Linked DNA regions of Homo sapiens: region 1 is linked to region 2. The links are chromatin loops, found by intact Hi-C in ENCODE. Cell type or tissue: CD4-positive, alpha-beta T cell. All regions are shown on one strand. Each heading gives the region's core, and the rest is flanking DNA. Links, peaks and the distances in the headings are about the cores only. Region 1 has its middle 6.8 kb from the start of GARIN3. Region 2 overlaps CYFIP2 (cytoplasmic FMR1 interacting protein 2).

Region 1 (2,920 bases), core at 159-2,658, 170 kb after region 2:
AGGAGTTTCAACAGAATAGTGATTATTCTATTTCTTAAAGAAGAGGTTGTATTCATGGGGTGTTGTTACTGTATCTTTATTTTAATATCTCTGAAATCAGGATTGTTTTTAAATCTGTCAGCAAGGTGTCAATTGCATGTCACTATCACTGCCTTAGAAATGCCCTAATCAATTTATTTCACCAATGTTTTCCTTTTTACACATACACATGACAGATTTATGACAGAATATCTAAGTCTGAAAGATCTTTCAATAAGCATGAAATAAAAATTCTAAGTGACATAAAAAGTATTCAGAAACACGGAAAAATGTTTAAATATATTAAGAAGTAAAATAGTCCAAAATGCTGTGTACTAACATGATGTAAATTATGTGTTCGTGTGCAAGTTAATTCCCAGAATAAAAAAATCACACTACATTAGAAATGGGATTATAAATTTTAAAAACCTTTACTGTAAAAAAAAATTGTCTTTCCGTTTTTAAAAAACCTGTAAAATGAGTCCATGGAAAACATTAAATTATTAACACCAAATAATAAAATTTGGATTTGAGAAAAATGATTCTGGGAGCCATGTAAGTCCAGGAGGGGAGCACCTGCCCAGCCTTGCAAGTCTTTGCTCATTCTCTGCAGCAGCAGTACCTTGGAGGACAGAAGTTGGGTTTCCGGCAAAACTTAGGGACCTTTTCTGAACACCAAATATGTGTAGCCAAGATGGAGGAGGTGAGAAGCGACGTATTCTGGGAGGAGCGGTGGCTTGTCAGTATCAGGGGAATCCCTTCTCAGTTGCTCTAGTGGGTGGCTGGAAAATCTCATCTTGTGATTTTTGATAAATACCATAGAGGCTGAGATTAAGATGTTCTGGGAGTTGACTCTTGAAACAGTGGGTACAGGTAGAAGGAGAGAGAAAGAGAGAGAGGCACATACTCTAAAGTCTGAGAGGGCCTTTGGGAAAGCCACCCGGGAATGTGAAAGGTTGGCAGGTGGGGTAGAGGAGAGAGATAAAAGGAAACTCCTTTCAAAGCCTTTGGTCTGGAGTTCCAGGTTTACAGCTATGCCAGAGTCTGAATTATCCTAGCTACAAACGGTTTAATCTCATAATTGTGTAGACTATGGCTTTATCTTTTGTCTTTCTTCTAGTCTTGTTTTATACACCCTCCCCTGTCTGAGGGCTTCTTCAGCATGAATATAGTTTATCCACCCAAATGCAATTTAAGTAAAGTAGAGATGGGGACTTGCCCACCACAGCGTGCTGTGCCATGCACTTTCTCTGCATTTCCTTTTCTATCTTGATACTTCATCAAGAGATAGATGCATAAATACCTATGTATTTCAAAGCAACAGGCCTCTTCCTCAGAGGGAGTTATCAATTGGGGCATCAAGTCAATACCCCTATCAGATAAAAGCCAATATTTTTAACGGCAATATTTGTCACCATGGTAACAATTCTGCTGCTGCAAGTGCAATGAGACAGTGGATGGTCGATTACTAACCAATGTTCCAAACTTAAAGTCTGGCATTACACACATAAGAACAAAGATGACAAAGCGATATTTTGCCAAAAGCAGTATAAGATCACTCATGCAGTTGTCATGTTAGGGTGGAGTCTTTGAAGCAGAGGAAACTGGTCTATGGTGAGAAGAAGCAAGGTGCCTCAAAATGTCAAATGCCATCATGGCTGGCAGGGCAAGAACGGAAGGCGAGATGCTAGAGGGAGCAGCAGGGGACAGACTGTGCAAGGCTTTGAGGTTCGCATATGCTACTTTGACTTCTGTCCTTAGTAATGAGAAGCCACTGAAACATTTTAAGTTGAGGAGTGACTTGATCAGATTTGTATTTTGTAAAGGTCACTGTAGTTGCTGTGAGAAAAAAATATTTGGGAAGGTAGTTGTTAATATGTGTCCTTATGTAATTCCTGTCTTTTGCTGCAGGATCTATAAAATGAGATTACAGGAGATGTTTTGAAAGACATGTTCCCATTAGAAATGTCCATGTGATGGCTGGGTGCTGTGGCTCATGGCTGTAATCCCAGCACTTTCGGAGGCTGAGGCTGGCGGATCACCTGAGGTAAGGAGTTCGAGACCAGCCTGGCCAACATGGTGAAACACTGTCTCTACTAAAAATACAAAAATTAGCCAGGCAGGTGGTGCATGCCTGTAATCCCAGCTACTCAGGAGGCTGAGGCAGTAGAATCTCTTGAACCTGGGAGGTGGAGGTTGCAGTGACCAAGATCGGCCATTGCACTCCAGCCTGGGTGGCAGAGCGGTACTCTGTCTCAAAGAAAAAAAAAAAAAAAGAAATATCCATGTGGGGTATACGTGGTGATGCACTATCAAGACCCTCCTTCAATGAAGGACTTGTGTCCTCAGTTGCTGAGAATGCTGCCGGCAGACAAGTTTCAGCTGGCAGTGAGTTTGGAAATTGTGCCAGTTGCAGAGATTTCTTTCACCCAATGTGATGCTCTTTCCAGAGCCCACATCAAGAACTGAGTGATGCAGAGTATGAAAGTCTGGCTGTCAGCCCAATACAGACCAAGTCTGAAGGGCTATTCTAGTTCCAGAGCTTCCTGAGGAGCCTGCATCAAAATTCACCTTCCTTCCCTGTGTACTCCTACTTCCACCCTTTTCCCTTCCACAGGTGCTGGTCCTAAGAGCACTCCTTAACAAACATCCTTCCCACAAAACTCTGTCTCAAAATCCGCTTCACAAAGAACACAACTTACAACACTATGTCAGTGTAATGCGCTGGGGTCACCTCCTTGAGACTTCACTAACCTTATGAAAAGTGTTGATGATAGCCAGGAAGGATATAACGTAGCATATACAATTTTGAATTTAAATAATTTTAAAACTAGGTATATTTGCTTACTGCCAAATTAATTGGTCTATTTTAGAAAATTCAAAACATGTAGAGATAAAAAAG
Region 2 (2,920 bases), core at 239-2,738:
AACAGAGGAATGGAATAATTTCAGATAATAGGTAACAGTTGCATAGTGTTTATTATTTCCCAGGCACTTTAAACACAAACACACACACACACACACACACACACACACACACACACACACACATTTTAAATCTCACCACAACCCTATGAGCTGAGAGTGTTACTATCTTTCACACTGAGGCATGGATTGCAGAGGAGAAGTGCTTTGAAAATAAGAAAATGGGATCATTTGGAGTTAGGAAGTCCAAAGTCTCTCTAAAGAAGTTTTGCTAAACAGAGACCTGAATGATAAAATTGGAAAGATCTAAGGGAACACTATCATTTACACAACAAGCTTGGTTACATTTAAGAAAAGGAAAGATGGCCAGTGTGGATAAAGTATAGTGCAGGTTGGAGAGCATGGTGCAAAATGAATTTATAACATGAGACCAGGGCCAAACCAGGTAGGGCCACACAGGCCATAGTAAAGTGGCTAGGTGTATTCTAGACATAACTAAAAGGCACCAAAAGGTTTTACGCAAGAAAGAGACACCATCTATATTTACACTGTCCAAAGTAGTAGCCACCAGCCACATGTGCCTACTGAACACTTGAGATGTGGCTGGTCCAAATTGAGATGGGCTGTAAACAGGATTTTGAGGACTTAGAAGAAAAGAATGAAAAATCTCTAATAATGTCTATATTGAGTGTATGTCAAAATTATAATGTTTTGGATATGTGGGGTTAAATAAAATATATTATTAAAATTAATTTCATCTGCTTCTTTTTCCTTTTTAAAATATGTCTGCTAAAAAATTTAAAATAACATCTCTGGCTCATATTTGTGGCCACATGGCATTTTGAATGAACAGGACTGACCTAGCTCATGGTTTTCTTCCTGGGCTTTCCCTGAATCTCTCAACCTCCTCAACTTCCCACACTTTAAAAAATCACTGATCTTACAGGGAAGGGTGTAGATAAAAGCCCATATGTCTGAAGAAGGAAGACCCAGGGTTCGACACGCCTGAGTCTGTTTATATAGATGATGGAACAGTGTATTTGGAATCAGAATTGTCTTACAGAAGCCAGAAACTCAACTCACTGTTAGAACCACATCCCATTCAATCCACAGATGCCTATTGACTACTTTGTGAAAGGCTGTGTTCTCTGCTTTCCTTGAAATCCTACGTGCATGCTTTCAATACTTTACAGCATTTAAGAGTCGCGTTATTTAATGCACATCCTGTGTTAACAGACACTTGTGTGTGCTGCACATCAACTCCTCTTTGAAATATATCAGGGCTACTTTGGCTGTTAAAAGCAAAATGAAGCAAATCCTTTTCATAGAAAAATTATTAAAGTAAGGAACTATCCTTGAAATTACTGGTTGGTATGTTTGGATTTCCAATAAGAAAGGAAATACCTATATATAAAATTTGAGGTTTTCCTCGATCAATGCTGTTACAGGTCCTTGAAACCCAAGAACTCACGAGGGTCTGAATCAACATATACTGGCAATACCAAGGAGCCTCTAAAGCTTGATACATCTCTGATCCAGACTTCTTCACTGGCCTCCTGTCTGGTTTGCACACACCCATTCCTCTCCAATTCATTCTCCATACATTTATATTTTTAAGAGAGTAAACTTTCAAAAGTAAATAAAAATCGAATCGGGTCACGGTTGTACTTTTGAAACCATTCGGAGGCATTCCACTCCCGGGAGAAACAGCTACAAAGCTGGTGTGCTCTGGCCCTGCCCACTCCCCAGCCTTAGCATGCAGCTTGCCCCCTCTAGTGGTGGTGAAGAGACACTGACATGTATTAATCCACAGGAATCCTCCCACAGCCCTGTGAAGTTGGCATGCTGTTATCATCATACTCCCACCGCAGGGTCCTTGCACAAGCAGTTCCTTTTGCCTGCAACGTCCTGCCCCATCCTTCACCTCGTTTTACTTCCTTCACTCCTACCAACTTCAGATAAGAACTCAGATGCCACTTCCGCAAGATGGCCTTTCTAGTTCCCCGCCCCCAAAGGTTTAACCATCGTACATTCCCATGAGCTTTTCCCTCACAGACAGCATGTAACCTCCTTGTCACTGTGCATTCATCGGCTTTTAGTCGATGTCTGTCTTTCCTGCTGGACTGCAGGCTGTGTGAGGTTAGCCCTTTATCTGCCTAGTTTCCTTTCCACTCTATCTCAGCACCCAGTCCGGGTCCGTGGAATGGCTCTGTTTTCCTAAGGTGCTAAAGAAGAAGGGAGGTTTCACAACAGAAAATCATGTCTTCTAGGTGGCAGTCTTAAGAGATTGCTACTCACAGCTCTGGGGCTTTCCTACCTGCCAGCCATGGCTTTGTAGTAAGCAAAGATCTGGTCTGCCAGCTTGTAGACAAACTGATCAAAACACAGGTTCACCTGGTGGAGAGGAAGCAGGAAACATCACTGGTGCCCGTTCAGCTTTATGACAGAAACTGAGCCAACTGAAAGACAGCAGTCAGGCAGGATTGCCCAGAGTGCATTCTGGGGAAAGACGCTTTGAAGGGGAAAAATATTCTGTGGCTAAGTTTGGGAGATTTGGTCCCTTGCTCTCAGGGTCCTCAGTCAGTGAACAGACAAGTCAAAGTTCAAAAAGGACCCAATCTCCCCACGGCCCCTCTCCTCAGCTGTTTCGAGGCCGCCTGCCTGGAGGGATGCAACAGACAGACTGTCAGAACCCATCAGTGCTCAAATTCGTCCGCTAACTCGGCAGCCTCCCCATCCATCTCTTCAGATGGATGTTATTTTCATTGTATTTTTCTTTGATTTGCAATTTTTTTTTTTTTTGAGACAGAGTCTTGCTCTGTCACCTAGGCTGGAGTGCAGTGGTGTGATCTCGGCTCACTGCAACCTCCGCCTCCCGGGTTCAAGTGATTCTCATCCTTCAGCCTCCCAAGTAGCTGGGATT

What was found. Hi-C counts contacts between places; a loop is a spot of excess contacts. Peaks named below come from ENCODE experiments on the same cell type or tissue, not always from the same donor. Only the 100,000 strongest peaks of a DNase experiment are listed, where the experiment ranks them.
Region 1: it touches region 2 in a loop (2.9-fold over the local background); 59 of 110 quality-filtered maps call a loop at or near these places.

Annotation. Positions count from the first base shown.
Region 1 is chr5:157,158,029-157,160,948 of GRCh38, reverse strand. No RefSeq gene overlaps it. Among named protein-coding and RNA genes, the nearest start is that of GARIN3, 6.8 kb to the left of the region's middle. In CD4-positive, alpha-beta T cell, for the core only: no CTCF peak of the experiment used is centred there; DNase peaks (open chromatin) are centred at 728 and 1,438; H3K27ac peaks cover 2,320 bases.
Region 2 is chr5:157,327,444-157,330,363 of GRCh38, reverse strand. It overlaps CYFIP2 (cytoplasmic FMR1 interacting protein 2), which reads right to left. Exons shown (of 31, transcript NM_001037333.3): 19 at 2,315-2,391. Among named protein-coding and RNA genes, the nearest start is that of FNDC9, 17 kb to the left of the region's middle. In CD4-positive, alpha-beta T cell, for the core only: CTCF peaks have their summits at 1,593 and 1,792 (motif pointing left); DNase peaks (open chromatin) are centred at 1,773 and 2,343; H3K27ac peaks cover 545 bases.